Linked DNA regions of Mus musculus: region 1 is linked to region 2. Evidence: chromatin loops called from intact Hi-C (ENCODE). Cell type or tissue: left cerebral cortex. All regions are shown on one strand. Each heading gives the region's core, and the rest is flanking DNA. Links, peaks and the distances in the headings are about the cores only.

The links. A loop is a pair of places that touch in the nucleus more often than their neighbours do. Peaks named below come from ENCODE experiments on the same cell type or tissue, not always from the same donor. Only the 100,000 strongest peaks of a DNase experiment are listed, where the experiment ranks them.
Region 1: it touches region 2 in a loop (4-fold over the local background); 8 of 42 quality-filtered maps call a loop at or near these places.

What each region holds. Positions count from the first base shown.
Region 1 is chr15:66,772,520-66,780,854 of GRCm38, reverse strand. Tg (thyroglobulin) reads right to left here. Exons shown (of 48, transcript NM_009375.2): 41 at 7,374-7,576. It overlaps Sla (src-like adaptor), which reads left to right. Exons shown (of 9, transcript NM_009192.3): 9 at 1-36. Among named protein-coding and RNA genes, the nearest start is that of Sla, 55 kb to the left of the region's middle. In left cerebral cortex, for the core only: no CTCF peak of the experiment used is centred there; DNase peaks (open chromatin) are centred at 1,975, 4,515 and 6,398.
Region 2 is chr15:66,675,720-66,684,054 of GRCm38, reverse strand. It overlaps Tg (thyroglobulin), which reads right to left. Exons shown (of 48, transcript NM_009375.2): 6 at 5,917-6,023; 7 at 5,141-5,284; 8 at 4,758-4,943; 9 at 1,142-2,239; 10 at 1-418. Among named protein-coding and RNA genes, the nearest start is that of Tg, 9.1 kb to the right of the region's middle. In left cerebral cortex, for the core only: a CTCF peak has its summit at 7,309 (motif pointing left); DNase peaks (open chromatin) are centred at 5,892, 6,840, 7,297, 7,661 and 4 more places; H3K27ac peaks cover 1,773 bases.

The sequences.
Region 1 (8,335 bases), core at 209-8,208, 97 kb before region 2:
CCTATGGGTTGAGAATCATGAATATGCCTCTCAGGAGTATAAAGTTGTTGGTTTTCAATGAAGAGGTCAACTGGAAGGACACACACAAAGGTCAGCAAGAGATACTGTTCTGACTCAGGGTCCCCATCTCACTTCCTGTGAGTAGAGAGAGAAGGGATCAAGAGGGAGCATGGATTTCTTGAGATCATCATGATAACTATCTTCCTATTATTTCTGGTATTTGAGCTACTCAGTCTCCTGAGAATTTCTTTCCACAAATGTTATCTGGACACCTGTTCATCTTAACCACTGAGGCTTGTGGCTGTGGAGGTCTCCAATGTCACAGATGGAGGAGGATGCCATTAACAAAGATCCACTTTCTGAGGAAGAGAGGGATGTGTAAAATAGGGGCTTTTGTGCAGCTGCGACTCTTTACATGGGTGCCGAGGCAGGAGCAGCAGATAGCTACACAAAGATTTAGGAAGCACAGTCCAGGCCACAGGTCAGCGGGCAGGTCCTGTAGGCCTGAGCAAGTCAGCCTCCAAGAGATCAAAGAGCGGAATGGCTGAACCTGAGGGTCTTCAGCAATAGAAGCATCATCCAGAGGGCGGAGTCTGTAAGCCCTGAAGAGGTGGAGCTAAGCTTGGATGTGGGAGAAAAGCAGCTTGGGAAGGATGAATGTAGAAGAGTGATAACTGTTTACTAGGTTGTGGACGCTAGGTGGAAGTTGAATGTTGGAAATTCCAGCATCAAATTGAGACATAGTTCTAAGGGTGTATAGCTTAAAAATAAAGAAGGTCCCCAAGAAAGGGCACACTTTGTCCAGGCCCAGGCCCACACTCTACTTGGAAGGGAGGCTGTGGAAGGTGTATCCCTGTGTAGAAGAAATTCTGTGGAGGGAGACACAGGTGCATTTATGAGACATTCTCTATCATGGGATTCAGGTGATCTTGATGAACGTGCGGAAATATTTTCATGGAGAGAAATGAATGCAAGGGAAATTTTTGCTACATGTTGAAGCAGAAGGAAATGTAAGATGAGAATCAATTACATGATACTACAGGAAAAGCAGTCTAGGGAGAAGGGAGACAGCTTACATTCTGAAAATGACACTTTTTTTTTTGCACTATTTCAAACAACCATTAAAGGTGCATTGTGGCCACCTTGAAAGAGGTTGAGAAAAAATTCCATGAATCTAAATTCTTAAAGGATTCTTGAGTAAATAGAAACACTGTCCAGAAAATGGAGAGCTTGGAGAGAACAGCACTGTCTCCATTCCAAAATGTATGAGGCACTGCCGATAAGACAGCAAGAGGGGATCTTATTGCCTCAGTACAGAATGATGTCTCAGAAACAAAGACAGAGACACAATGAACTCAGCTGGGTGCTGGAGAGCTAAGAGAAGATGACAGTTCACATCAAGCACAGTAAAGCACAGAACCAGTGTCAGAAAAGTACTTTTAAGTATAGGCATAATGTAGATTTTATAGAGAAATTTAATAGGTAACACGTAATGAAGGAGATGAATATGCAAAGCCTTACCAACCCAATCAAAAAAGATGGAGAAAAAAGATGAGTCCAGTGAGTCTTGAGGGTGAGAAGAGATCTACTAAGGACCTTTAGCACAAGTTGTGGATCAATAGGGTCCTTCCTTCCTCTCCATCCTTCTGATACCTTCACCCTCCACTACTCAAACTCAGCCCTACTGAAGAGGATTAGTTCATGTTGGGGTGGTAGAGAAGCTTCTACAAGAAACCAGTGCCCTGGGTATAATACAGAAACTGTCCTGTTAAGGTTTCTATTACTGTGAAAAGATACCATGACCATGGCAACTCTTAAAAATGGAAACATTTAAATGGGGCTAGATTACAGTTCAGAAATTTGTTGTTTATCATCACAGTGGGAATCATGGCAGCATGCAAGCAGACATGGTATTGGCGAGGAACTGAGAATTCTATATCTAGAACCACAGGCAGAAGGAAGAATGAGCGTTGGCTCACTTCTGAAACCTCAAAACCAACCCTCAGTGACACACTTTCTCCAAAAATGCTGTATCTTCTCCAACAAAGCTACACCTCCTAGTCCTGTCAAACAATGCTACTTCCTGTGAACTTATCGGAGGAGTTTTCATTCAAACTATCACAGGCACTCAGCTTCTCATCTTATGAAATGCTCTGTAATTAGAAGGTATTGGCTCTATCCTCTGAGCTGCTTTGGTGCTGGGTCTCTAAGTCACTCCATCTGAGGCTGCTCCAGCAGTATAGAACGAAGCTAGTTCATGTACCCAGCAGACAAGACATTCAAATTAACGCTAGAGGTAGGAAACTTTCTGAATCAGCTTGTTTCTGAACACAAGTATCAACCAACTGGAAAACACCATAAAAACTAATATGCCATTCACACCAACCAAATTATGGCATGCTAAGGGTCTCAACTCATGATTACAAAGACTTCCATGGAAAAACTATCTAAAACTCTATGAAACAATCCAAGGACACTCAAATATTGTATTCACCATTCTGTTATCAGCTTAATTCATGGACCAAGACTAGACATTATAATGACATAGACCTACCCATAAAATCAATAGATTAAAAATTCTGTGAAGTTATACTCAAATTCCCAGGAGAATTATTAGAAAAACATCAATAAAGTCATTATAAAATCTGTACAGAAATATTTGTGCTCAAGACTGGCCAGAACAATTTAGAAGGAGACGAGCTAGAGGAGAACACTCCCACTATGTTACAGGCATCAATCATAGGCAACAGTTTGTGAGACCATGTCAGAATTCTCTCACCCTCCTGGGTATTGGCTGTGGATTACAAACCAGAGGCAATGCTGAGTGCTAAGAACCTGATAAGATAATTAAAATCCTGAAAGAATGGCTATATTTGGATATGGTAGAATGAGAATCACTCTTGTTAGGCGAATAACAATGTAAAGTCAGGCAGGAGGCTGAAGAGATGGCTCAGTGGTTAGGAACAGTGGGTGCTCTTCCAAAGAACCTGGGGTCCATTTTCAACCCTTATGCCCTGGCTCACAGTCATCTGTAACTCTAATTCTAGGTGTTCCAATACCCTCTCTGACCTCTGCAGGCACCATGCACATAGGCAAAATACCCATATACATAAAACAGTAATTTTTTAAAAAATCAGGCAGAATTCCTCAAAGCCGATAACTATGTTATCTTGTTGCTAGTGGAAACTTCTCCCTACACTGGGGGAATGGGCAAGGCTCGGAGCCTTGGGAAAGAGATTTCCAGGGACCTAACATACACTGTCCACTGAGGATAAATATGCCCAGAGGGGTGTCTGATCTTTTGATTAGTCCATGATGCCATCTACAAAGATTCTGGGCCATTTCCATAGCTATCCTGGGACATATATAGCCTATAGGCTTGAGATTTGGCACCGCAGGGCACTTTCCAGGGTTTGTGATGGCCATGGTCACATGGGAATGGAGCAGGGAAGGATGGGTACAGATTCAGCTGAATTCCAGAGGCTGCAGCTGACCGGGAGAACAACAGACAGTTCTGGGTTAACAGCCTTGACTCTCCCTGGAAAGCTGGCCTAACTCAGCTCTGTCAGATGTGTTGCTATGCCAAGCTAATTTCTTTTTGAACCTGGCCCAGGGCAGATACGCTATCCTGGGACTTTTTCAATTGAAGACGTGGATTCCTTTGGAATTGGAGGTAGTAAGAGGCTCAAATTTCTAGCATGGATAGCAGCTTCGAAGCCTTAGCCACATCAGTTTCTTAATGTATTGGGCAGTAGAATTAAATATACTAATTTTATGCTAAAAAATTCTAGGTGAAGGGTTTTGCCAAAGGATCATTATCTAGGCTTACCTAGTCATAGTTTGACCACTTTTAAAGTACATCTTGTTTGTTTGTTTTTTTGCTTTTGAGACATCTTTTTACTGTGTAGCCTGCTTATCCTGGAACTCACTCTGTATACCAGGCTGGCCTCAAACTCACAGAGATCCACCTGCGTCTGCCTCCCGAGTGCTGGGGTTAAAGGCGTGTACGACCTCATTAAGAGAGAACTCTGTCACCGGAAGAGCAGCTTCATAATGAGGAACAACAGGTGACCTGGACTTAGGTCTTGATCCCTCATGAAGTCTCTTCTCTGCTACGTGTACTTTGTTAAGTTGGTGAAATTCTCTAAGCCTCACATTTCTCATCTCAAGCTAGAAAGCAAAATAAAGAGCCTGTGCCAGTCAGTGGGAAGCATCTGATATAAGATAATGAAAATTTTGCCAAGTACAGGACACTAAATATAGCTTATTAATTACCAGCACAGCAGCTTCTCTGGATGATTGTGTCAACAGTCCCCAAACCAGGGTTCACAGAGAGCACTAGATCTTAGGCATAAGCCAGCAGCTTCCACCCTTTCCCCAGACATCGGTTGGTAAAGAACACTGCAAGAGCCATGAATGTATTGAAGCATTTCTATTTGCTCAGTTCCAAATAAGCTCACCCGATCCCAAGGACTTCTGGGAGTGGTTGTAAAAGCTGCTTCCAAATGTGTAAAGCAGACGGAGGGGTTATTTTTAAATGCACTGCCATTTGTTTCTGACATTCCTCAAACACTTAAAACTCCACAAAGAAAAGTCTGCCTTCTGGACCCAGTGAAGGTATTTAAGCATCTCTAGGTCCTAAAAGGGGTCTGGTTGCTAACAGGGGCTGAGAGGAATACCTCCAGGATCAGCCTAGAGCACAAAAGACTGAGTTTAACACTAAGAACTGGAAGATCCTCATGCTCCAAGCTCTCATCACTTGGATCTACTTCAAAATGGAACCAAGCTGCAAGAAGCATAAGAAAGCATATGCCAGGAAGAATGTGGCACACTGGGATCCCTGGGTCCCTGAGAACACCAGATTACCTGTTTATTCACTTGCACACTGGCTGCCTGTGTCCACTGCATAGCACTTGCTTACTGCTAGGTGTGCTGAGCCAGGCACCTGGGGGAAAAGGTACACTAGCTATTCTTCTTCAGATATAGGATATGTAGCAGAGGCTGACTTGGCCCTGAAAGTAATCAGTTTCTTGTGGAAATCAGGACAGGTGCTGTACAGGAAATATTTGGGTAACACACACCATAGAAAGAGCTTAGTTCTGAGACAAAAGTCTGGAAGGAATTTTTAAATGATGAATGGGCAGGGGAAAAGGATGGGGGTGTTCTTTGTGAATGAAAACATATGCACAGGTATAGAAAAGTCCAAGGAATAGAAAAATCCCCTGCAGCTCAAAGAGGGAAACAGAGAGGCAAGTGGCTCTTCTCTCTGTCAAGGACAGTGACAGTACCATCAAGCATCAGTTTTGGCCAAGCAGTGACATTCTCCTCCCTCATAATCAAAGGTATGGGTCTCAGAAGGGTTAAATGAGGCTAGAGTATATAGTTACCTGGTTTAGAATTACTGGCAAAAGCAGGTCTATGCAGTATTAGGCTCAAGGTTTTGGTTTAAATGCTCCTCGTCTTCTCTTGTTTCTGTGTGTGCATGTGCATGTACATGTGCATATATGTGAGTAACTATATGTGTAGGCACAATTGTGCTCCTGCACATGTGGAAGCCAGAGGAGAACCATGGATGTCAGTCCTTAAGCAGAAATCATTAGCTGTTGTTGTGTATTGTAATTGTTTGACATAGGGTATTACTCTAGCTTGGTTTTGTCTAGTAAGCTAGGCTGGCCAGTGAGACTCAGAAATGGAATTGTCTTCTCCTCCCCAGTGCTGGGAATATAAGCATACACTACCATATCCAACTTATTTACATGATCCATATTTTATGAATTTCTAAACACATGTTCTGAAGTTTATTGGCTGAGTCATTTCCCCAAATACCTCGATGTTTCCTTAGCTTGCATTACTGGAGGCCTCCTCACTATTTCTATGCCTGTAATACTCATGTCACAAACTTTCTTCTTATTCAGTTCTAAGGGAATCTTTCCAAGATGGGATCTCAAGCCACTTTCCTGGCTTCTTTAAAAGCCTCAGATGTACCCCTTGCTCTTAGAAGTACTGTAGCCAAAAGGAAAATAATGGGTATCTATCACAGATGAGCAGATGTATACACACACTGGTCAATCCTTACTATGGGATATTTTTCATATCTAGAGTACATTTATAAAATTAGTATATTCTTGGTGAACCTTAGAGATGGTATGCTACATGAAATACAGAAATAATGAACACCCCGTGTTTTTAGCAACATGAAGTCCTAGATTAGAGAAAATCAGAAGGAAGGAGAAGACAGACTTGCTGTGGCTTTGTGGATAAGAAAGTACAGGGCTCCCATTCAGTGGATTTTGAGTACATGAGAAGATAAAAATAGTTCTGGCACCAGATAGCAATAACGGTCACCCACACTTCAGAACATGTATTTAAAAATTTGTAAAATCTGAATCACGTAAAAAAGTTGAATATGCCAGTATATGCTTATACTCCCAGTACTGGGGAGGAGGAGACAGCTCCATCCCTGAGTCTCACCGGCCAGCCTAGCTTACTTGGCAAGACCAAGTTCTGGAATGTCCTTAGTGCCACTGATCAGACTCTTACAAATGGCTAGGATCATAAGAAGAGACAAGCAAATATCTGGACAAATGCACAAGCAAACCCCCTGGGTAGTTTCTATGCATGCACCAGTCAGGCACTACTGCAAACACTGTCCACACACTGTCACTGTCACCAAAGCTCTGCCGGTGGTCAATGCTTCCACAGCCTTTAGCAATTCACTCAGATATTCCCTGCAGGGCCGTGACCCTTCACACTGTTACCATCCAGTATCCTTGTCAGGGGCCTCTTTTTAAACGTCTTACTATCCTTTAAAAATATCTGCCTTATGCATGTTGTGTGTCCTGCCTTGGAACCCACAGCCTCCTGTGAAGTAACGTGTGTCTGATTTATCATGGAACTCGAGCATCTAACACAGAGCTGCTGACCAGCCAGATTCTCTATACAAGCAGAAGCTAGTCTGTGGCAGAATAGCTCCTGATTTATCCAATTAGATAATTTCTTCCTTCTTGTCACCATCAACATCAGTGAACCATTAGCAAAAGCAGCAGCAGCAACAGCAGCAGCATTCCCACTTAGCTGGCATCTCAGCCCACTAGGCAAACTCGTGAGTAGTGAGTTTTCTTCACTGACAAGAACATTTAACCCCAATAAGAATCCAGGGGATAGAGATACCCAGGCATGTAGAATCTTCCACCCGAGAGGAAAGCAGTCAGGAAGCCTTTTAGCCTCCTGCACCACTCATGCCTGGAGTGATAGTTTGAGCAAGAACAATGATAGCATGAGGAATGACAGAAGACCAACAACAACCACAGCCAGCCAGTCTCCAAAGTCAGGGAGATTGTTGAGTAGTACTGAAAACAAGCTGTGCAACTCACCATAAGCAGTGCCTTCCTGAAGAGCTGGAGCCTTGTAGGCCTGCTGATGAGAAGGTGTATGCTGGCCACATCAGCCCCACTACGGTCTGCTGCCAGTGTCACACGCTGAGGGTCCCCACCAAATGCTCCAATGTGGGACTGCACCCACGTTAGAGCTGCCACTTGGTCCAGCAGCCCCCAGTTGCCAGCTACTTCATCAGAGCCTGCAAAAAGAGGGATGTCATTAGCATGTGTGTCCTAACAGCTTTAGATGTTCCAATCACAGTGCTATGTGAGACACAAGGCTCCTTGTGGGGAATTGGGTTCTTGTCCACTCAGGCCAGTACCATAAGCTACAAACACAGGTTGGGACATTGTGAAGAATGTGGGCTTTGGAATCAAACTTAATTTGACTTGTCTTTCAGCTTTGGACTGACTAGTCAGGAGACTGGAAACATCTCTGCTCTCTGAGCCATGGCAGAGCAGAGGCTATGCATGTTTAGTTCTAGCCCAGACAAGGCCATGATTCCCACTTGATGGCTTAGATTCCACTACGGGTGGATCCATCAAACAGAGGCTAGACCATGCCAGGCAAGGGAGAACAATCTTTCTTATGTCTAATCTTCTGTGGCTTTAGAAGTGTGCCACTGAACCCATGTCTCTTTCCTATATCATAGAATTTAATAACTATTTGTTGAAGATGCAGCACCATATTAAATGAAATTACCCACATACATACACACAAAATAACAAAAAAAATGTATACATCTCCTTAGCTCTTTTCAGACACTACAGTGTTCTTTGGTTGTTTCATGTTGTAATAACAGAGCCTCCCTGTTGGTTTACTGTACTGTTTAGTCTTCCAATATCAGACTGTGAATACCAGGCTTCACTCTGGTATCATCCTAAGTTCATACACATATTGGCTTCTCAGAATCTGCCCTTAGAAGCCATCAGATTGGCATGCTCTGGGATCACCTAGT
Region 2 (8,335 bases), core at 138-8,137:
TCCAGGAAAATGTTCTCCCCAGGCGGAGTTGTGGCTCCCTCCAACACTACCTGTGGAACATCTTGAAGAGATGGGTACTGTGCTAGCACTGGAAAGATTCTTTGCTGGCCAGCATCATAGAGACTTTGAAGAAAGAGGCTGAAGTTTCTGGAAGCTACTTCTCTGTAGCTCACGATCTTCATTAGCAGTGCGGCTGGGGTCAGTTCCTGGCCATCACCGTTCTGAGTCTTCCATCGTTCATACCACTCAAAGACCTGCTCATGGGGCCCATCACACTGCACATGCCTCCACTGGCCACTGGCACTGCACTGAGGGATGTAGACATTGGAGATGGAGGGCACCATGCTGGAGTTCGAGAGCAGAACCCCTACTACCCCAAGGAAAGCTTGTTCAGCCTGTAATTGGCAGACACTGGGACCTGGTGGAGAACAAGGGACAGATATTTAATAAATTGAATAAGACAGAAAGATCAAAGTGACTGCTTGACTGCCAGTCTGAGCAACCTTAAAGGCCTAAATGAATGAATGGCAGGCATCCAATCTGGTGACTACCCCAGTTACCATCACGGCCAGTACTGCAGAAATGTTTATGTGGCACTTTCCGTTACATGTATGTTATATATTTGTGTATGTGTGTGTTTCAGCAGGTGTGTGAATATGTAGAGGGCAGAGGCTGATGTCTTCCTCCGTCACTCTATATCTTACTGTTTTAGACAGGATCTTTCACTAAGCCTGGAGCTTTCCAATTAAGACAGCCTGGCTGGCCAGTAAGCTCCAGCTCTACCTGTTTCTGCCATCCGCCTGAGCACAGCACTGGCGTTTCAGATGCACACGGTTCGATGAGATTTAAGGAGGATGCAACCTCAGGTCCATATGCTTGTGCAGCGGGCACTTTACCAGCTGAGTCATCTTCCCAGCCCAGGTATGTATATGCACTTTCTTAATAACAAGCAAATATCTTTATCTGCTCATTATAATGGCTAATACTGTCCAGGTTTCTGTGGATAATGTTTAGCTAAAGTACCTTTCCTGTTACCTGGTTTGCTCTTTAGTCATAAGCAAACTCAGTTTCTTACAATGTATCAAGTTCTAGTCTAAACAAAAACACAAGTACCTTTAAGTTAAATACCCAGCAGACTTACACTGCTTGGCTTCTCCAACTGTACTTTGAGTCCCAGGAATAACCTGGCCTTCAGTATCCACACAGTAACATTCTGAGTTGAAGCACTGGACAGGCAGAAAATATCCCTCTCTAGTACAAGTAGGAACAAAAAAGCTGGAGCCGGCGGGCTGAGCGCTTGCGAGGCTTTGCATCTGAGCTCTCTGCTTTTCACACTTGGTGGGACATCTTGGGCGTCCACCTCTGACTCTCGAGCCATCAAGTTCTTTGCCTCGGGAATCTACACACCAGCATTCTCCAGCATAGCACTGTATATCCTCATAGCTTCCTCCAGCAGTGCATGATGGGACAAAGAACTTCCCAGGCATCTGTTTACAGGCTTGAGCACTGAACACCATTTCCATCACATCTCCTAAATCTCTCGCTATATCTTCCGGCACAGAAACAGCACGCTGCAAGAAGACAAGGAATTCTGGAAGTTCCAGGAGAGAAACGAGAAATTTTAAGGCATCTTGGTTCTCTTGTAGGTTGACTTTGAAGCCAAAGTTACCCACAACTCGTTTATTCATAGCAACTGTCTTCTCAGACACACGGAGAGTTTCTGGGGTAGAACTGGAGTCCAATCTCACAGGGAGTAGTTTGGCAAGAGTAGTAACTCTGTCTCTATTCAGGAAGCCTGGGAGACCAAACTGCTGGAAAAACTGACTGAAGTTAAATGTGCTTCTTGTACCAAGGGCTCCTGACAAGTTAAACTGGGCAGCATTCGCCAAAAATGTCCCTCCAAACAGGTTCTGCTGGAGTCGCTTGGGGTTGGTGGTGAACTGAAGGGCAAGCCCTGCCAGCTCCCGGGAGGGGAAAACTGCTCTGATGGCTTCTCTTAGTAGACTTCTGGATTCAGAAAGCCGTTGGTAGTGCTCCACAGCTATCGAACGCAGGAGTCCAGAGTCAACAAAGAGTTCCTTGATTCTGGGTGGGCAGGATGTGTCCGATCTGACACCACTCACAGGAGCGAGCCTGTCCTCTGAAGACAAAAGGTCCTGCGGACTGAAGTAGTCTGGGGTTTCAAAGTAGAACCTAGACAAGGCCTGCTGCCTTTCCAAGGCACATGACTGATCTGCAGCTGCATGAAACAGTTAAAACCATAGTTAGCGGAACAAGTAGTTCTCCGGACCCTTCCTCCACCATGTCCACATGCCTCTGGTAAGAAGATTTCAATGTTTCACACCTACATTGTGGACCATTTGCTTTTCTGTTTGTTTGTTTGTTTTGGTTTGTTTTTCTGTGTAGCCTTGGCTGTCCTAGAACTCTGTAGACAAGGCTGACCTGGAACTCAGAGATCCACGTACTTCTGCCTCCCAAATGCTGGGAATAAAAGCGTGGGCCATTACCACCTGGATCATGCCTTTTCTGTATTCACATATGCCTTCCCTTCTCCCTTGTGCTACCCCTTGAGGCTAGTTCTGAGGGTAAGTATTTCTGTCCCCATGACCACTTGGCTACCTCAAACCAGACTGATGCTTTCCTACAGCAAGCCTATGAGATACCAGCCCACTTTTTGAAAAGCTGGCCACACTTGTGTTGGTCTGAATAGTGTCCCCTAAGGACATTTTCTACTGGGGGGTGTCCCTAAATGTGAATTGAAAGCAAGGTCTTGGTAGACATAATCAAATTAAGATGATGTCTAGACTAGGGTGGGCTAGAAATCCAATGTTTGGTGACTCTGTAAGAAGAGCCACAGCAAAGAGGCCACATGAGGGTCAAGACACACAGACTAGCATGATAGATGCAGCCATGAAGCCAAGGAATCCCAGAAACTGCCAACCACAATATCCAAACGGAGTGTGGATGGCCCTGTCCCCTCCTTGACTTCTGAATTCCAGCATGAGAATTCCGGTATGTGAGAGAACAAATTTCTGCTGTTGCAGGCATCCACTGTATAGCGATTGGTTCTGGCAGCCTTAGGAGCCCAGTTTGCTAACAAAGTCCTATTTATGTTGCTAGGCTTCTGCTTCCCAGCTTTCTCTTGCTGGAACTCTCAATGGACTTCAATGCTTCACCATATGCTCTTCCTGCAACTCTCTGGTTCCTCTGGTGTCCAGTTTATAGTCTCTTTCAGAATGAGACATGTACCAGCAATGCTAGCTGTGCTTTACATAAGTGATATTTTTCTCTATGGTGATGTGTAACATGAAAACCACAGCATATTCCAGTATTGTCTTCTTTTCTATATTATAACACTAAAGTGCTGACCCGGCAGGCACTCTTGTTGTAGCACCCCTTGTGTTTCTTTGTTCTTTCTGTGGATTTGCTAGTGAAAAGGTAACCTAACCGACTCAGTCAACTGTGCATGGCCAAGACATTCTGAGTAAGTGTCCTTGGGAGAAAGAATAACTCAGGCATCATCTGGCTCTTTTCACATAGGTGGACGTAAGCAAGCTCCATCCTCTTCCACAAACCCACAAATCTTAGGAGACCTTCTAAACTGCCACCCCACTCTCAGCTTGTAAAAATAATTCTTTCCTTTGGATTCACACAGATGCCAGAAAGGAAGCCAGCCAATTTCCCTCTGTAACCAAGCAACAGGGAAAGAACTGGAACATGTAGAGGTGTGTGTGTGTGTGTGTGTGTGCGTGCGTGTGCACACACACACATATAAAGCTGAACAGACCCTCAGCAAGGCCACTGTGTCCTGTAGTTGATATCACAGGAGCACTGAGGAAATGAGTGTTCAGCTTCACTTCCCTTTCCATGCTGAGAACTGAGCCCCTCTACGTATTTGTTAAGTGCTGCTACTAAATCAGACAGCGAGAAAGAGTGAAAGCCCCAAACCCACCCAAGCATTCATCAGTTCCTGCTTTGACTCGGAAAGGGAAAGCCATGGCTCTTCCTTTTCACCCAAGGTCCTCGGGGTTCAATATTCGCTAGGTTTTGATGTAACTGGGTGGTGGTTTCAGATACTTCCAATGCAAGGCCTTACACTTTTCTTTATCTCACATCCAAAGCTTCCGCCAGCTCCTCCCTCACACTGCCAGGAGGCGTATATCCCACATGCAGTCCAACAGGCTTCTCCAGAATGGGCCTCATATCAGCCTCACCACCCTCCAGCATGAAGCCCAAGCCTGGGTAATGAGAAGGGCTACATTCTGGCTCCATCCTGCCTTTCCCTCGTGTCACAACATGTGCTCTGTACTCCAACATTGTCTCTACCATCCTTGCAGATTCAGAGCCTATAGGAAGAGCCTTTGTTACAGGCACTCTCTGCAACTGTCCCTCACCCATGAAGCCTTCCTCAGTGTTTTCAAATAGACCTAACAAGCTTTCCCTTGGGGCCGTGTCGGCTGCCTGTGCACACTCCATCCAGAGGACATGAAAACTCAGCTCTCTTTTTTTTCCGTTATCTATGAGTCCCCTGGTATTCCTTAGGATTTTTGAGAAAGTAACTATATCTGACACAAGACCAAAAGCTCACTGCAAGTTAATAGCAGCAGACTGCCTTCACTCATACACAGTTTGAAGGACCTCTGGGGGATATTCAGTCAGTAGTTGATTAGTGAGCTCCTGAGAGACTGATGTGAAGAAACAGAGACAGTAACAGGCTCTCAGGAGAGCAGAATGTTTACCCCTGAGAGGAAACTTACCGCAAGATGGAGGCTGCCCTTGCTGCCGAGTGCCAGGGACCTCTCTCCCCTGGGCATCCACACACCAGCACATCCCTTCTGTCTGGCACTGTACTGTTTGGTAGTGACCATCTCTGTGGCATCTCGGGATGTAAGAATGACCAAATCTGGTGGCAGCAAACTGTTCTACTTCACACTTAGTGGGGCCTAGAAGAGACCACACAGCAAAGGAGGCATTCATAGTGATTAAGGTGTGTGTGTTCACAGCCTGCATGAATGTATGCTGCCTCAGAGCTAACTCCCTAAACTTACTTTGATGTAACAGCCATGCAGATGAAAATAACCCCAAAACCTCACTCGATTTCACAGTAGAAGTACATGCCTCTTGCTAGCTAGTTACTTACACCGAAATCTGCCAGAGATGACTAATTGGATGGCCAGGAATCGTCTCTGCAATATCCGGTACATGGTGCTTTGAGTGAAGGTCGAGGCCTGGTCCAAGCCAGCAAAAATGGTGTCATAAATTTCATCCAGTAACAATTCCAGTCCTGAGCAAATGTAGATAGATAGCATTTCAGGGATTGGCTCCTCAGGAAATAAAGCTCTAACCTAGCTGAGCTGACAGATGTCAAAGGTCAGAATCTACATAAGCAGCATTATGCAATGGGTCCAGCCATAGCCATTCTTTAGACATTACAAATTGTCATCACCTACAAAGTTCATGCAACACATATAATAACAATGCAAACAGCAACAACATGTTAAATATGTTTGTGATTTTTGTAGGGTCATATCTTTTGCTAAGCTAGATGCAGCCCCTGGGCCATAGGTTGGATATGCCTGGAATAATACTCTAGTAGTTCCTAAAGTCGCTGCTGTCGTAGCTGTGCTGGTCTGACAGCACAGATGAAAGCTACCTAGAGAATGAGTCTGATGGCATGACCTGTCTTCCACTTGCCACATAGCAAGGTGGGCACCTCTTTCAGCCGGCAACGGCACCATACAAGCAAGCAGAAGCTTCAACAGTGTGCAGCAGATGAAAGCTGGCTAAGCTGTGTCTTCTTTCACACCCATAGCAACCTAGCAAGGATGTAGAACTCCAGTGCAGTTTCTGCCTTAGGCACCAGAGTCAAAGAATAACACTTGATCCCTTCACATTGCCAGAAGTGTGGCTGATTACCTGTCTCAGCCAGCTCCCGCCCCTGGCTGTCAGCACAGTAACAGTACCCAGACACTTCAGGGAACCTGCCCCGGAAGGAACTGAAGGTCACAAATGCATCTGGAAACCTGTCAGAGAGGAAGATGCGTGGTCACTGTTTCATAAAATACAAGTCATCTTCAATTGAAGCCAGTGTAGCAGAGTCCTCAGCTGCATGTTCAGCTCTTTCCAGCTCTGGTTTTACTTAGCCAAAGCAAGGCTAGACCATGCTTAGCTGTCACCTACCAACTAGCCATATTGCTTGTCCGTTATTGCAGGCTGTGGATTTGTGTGGAAATTAGTGCTATCATAAGCAAAAGTAGAAACGAAAACATCTGTCTTGTCCCCACATATAGGGGCTATATAATTTTTAAAAGTTCTCTAGGCAGTGGTGGCACACACCTTAAGTGGAGGCAGAGGCAGAGGCGGAATTCTGTGAGTTTGAGGCCAGCCTGGTCTATAAAGCCAGTCTGCAGATAGCACAAATCATCGCACTGCATATTAAGACCTCACAGGGGATTGGGAAGGACTGACTGCCCCTGGGTCCCCGGATCTCTAAGACCCCTGGAAATAAGTCTGCAAAGCTTTCCCTCCCAAGTACATTTTCAACCATCTACTCGGAAAGGAGTCATCCCTGACTCTACTCTTCTGCTCTTCTAGACATTTCTTCTCCACATTCCAAAGTTCTGTGTGATAGACATGCCTCCAATACAGCTCCACCTCCTAAGTGCTATCCCCTCCTCTATGTGGAGCCACTGTCATCTCCCTCAGAACTTGGAACTCAGGGTGCAACCCCACGACCCACGCTGCCCTTTCCTAGCCCAGGTAACCCTTTCTAAAGTGCAGGCATCTGGTGGTGTTTATGCAATGCCCTACCAACGCGAATCCTCACTCTACATCCAGGCCTTCAAATATTTGAGGCAATGTCAAGGACATACAGAACAAAATTGCGCAGCTGAAGCCCAGCTGCAACCGGCTGTCCCGTACTATATCTGTCAACCTGGGTAATCTGGACCTATTCCATGTGCATTTCACAGCTCCTTCCACTGGTTCAAAGGAGTCACTGGACCTGGGGCAGCCAGATCTACATAGTAACAGAAAATTCCTGATTACCCCTGGGCTTTTGATAATCAACCACCCAATCGTTCCCATGACCTTTCTAGGGCAGAATTTGTTCAAAGATGAGAGAGAGAGAGAGAGAGAGAGAGAGAGAGAGAGAGAGAGAGAGAGAGAGAGAGAGAGAGAGAGAGAGAGAGATTGGGATCCTATTTCAGAATTGAGTGCTTTTGTTTGCATTAGCAATGAATACTTGATTCTCAACATTTATTTAACTAGACTGCCCTCTTGTGGCATTAACTGTGAACTGAGCCTCAATCTCAATTTGCCCCCCTGTAAAGGTCTTTGATGCATCCATCAAATCTCTAAACTGGGGTTGTAAACTTAGGGTGTGGAAGACTCTGTGCCTTATGCTGTGTGAAAAGAGAAATGAATCAAATGAAACAAACAAGCAACAATTTTTTAGACACCTCTAAAGCCTACCATGCTTCCCAGGGTGAGCTCTTTAAAGTCTTCCAAACTACACTTTCTAATTATGTCTGTATTAAAGCTGAAATCTCTAAAACTCCTTGGATACAGTTAGCATTCAGTTGGATGTGAACTGAAGATGCCTGGATTGCACAGAGTAGAGGAGCATTTGGTGATTCGGGCTGCCTGATGGTCCGTGCTCCCAGTTAAGTTAATCTGTAGTCGCCAGGTGGTGGGGGGAATCTAACCTACATGTTCTAAAACTGGGTGAAGCACGAGAATTCCTTGCAGATGATCACGTTGGGATGATACATATTCTCAGTGGTTTCATAAGTGAAGTCTCAGGAGAGCTTAATCTTGGCCTAGTAAATAGAGCACAAACTTCCATTTCCCAGCAGAGAACACTGAAGAGGCTCTGGGAAGATAAATGACCAGGTCACCTTGCAAAGTAGTGGCAGATGAAGACTGCAGGTGGCAGAGGCAAAGGCTATGGGGCAGGATTGTACTGGGAACAGACAAAATTGGCAGGAGTGGGATAGCCAAACTCCCAGGGACCTAGGACACAGGAGGGTTTGGTACAAAGCAGGTAGCTAAAGACTGGCTTCTTGACCACATAAACAAATTCATACACCTCTAGCCTCAGTATTTATAGCCATACTCTGCATTTTGTGTTTAGGTTGAATGTATGAGATCACTGATACTGAGCTCTGTGAAAACCTTTCAGGATATGATCTAATGAAAACGCCAGGCTTCTAAGGTATTATGCAACTCAGATCAAGTTTGTCTGTGGGACCAGCACTTGGGGCATGGTCTGTGACCCTTCTGGCACAACACATGGGAACATTCTTTCTCACTCAGAAACTGGCTGTTCTGGAAG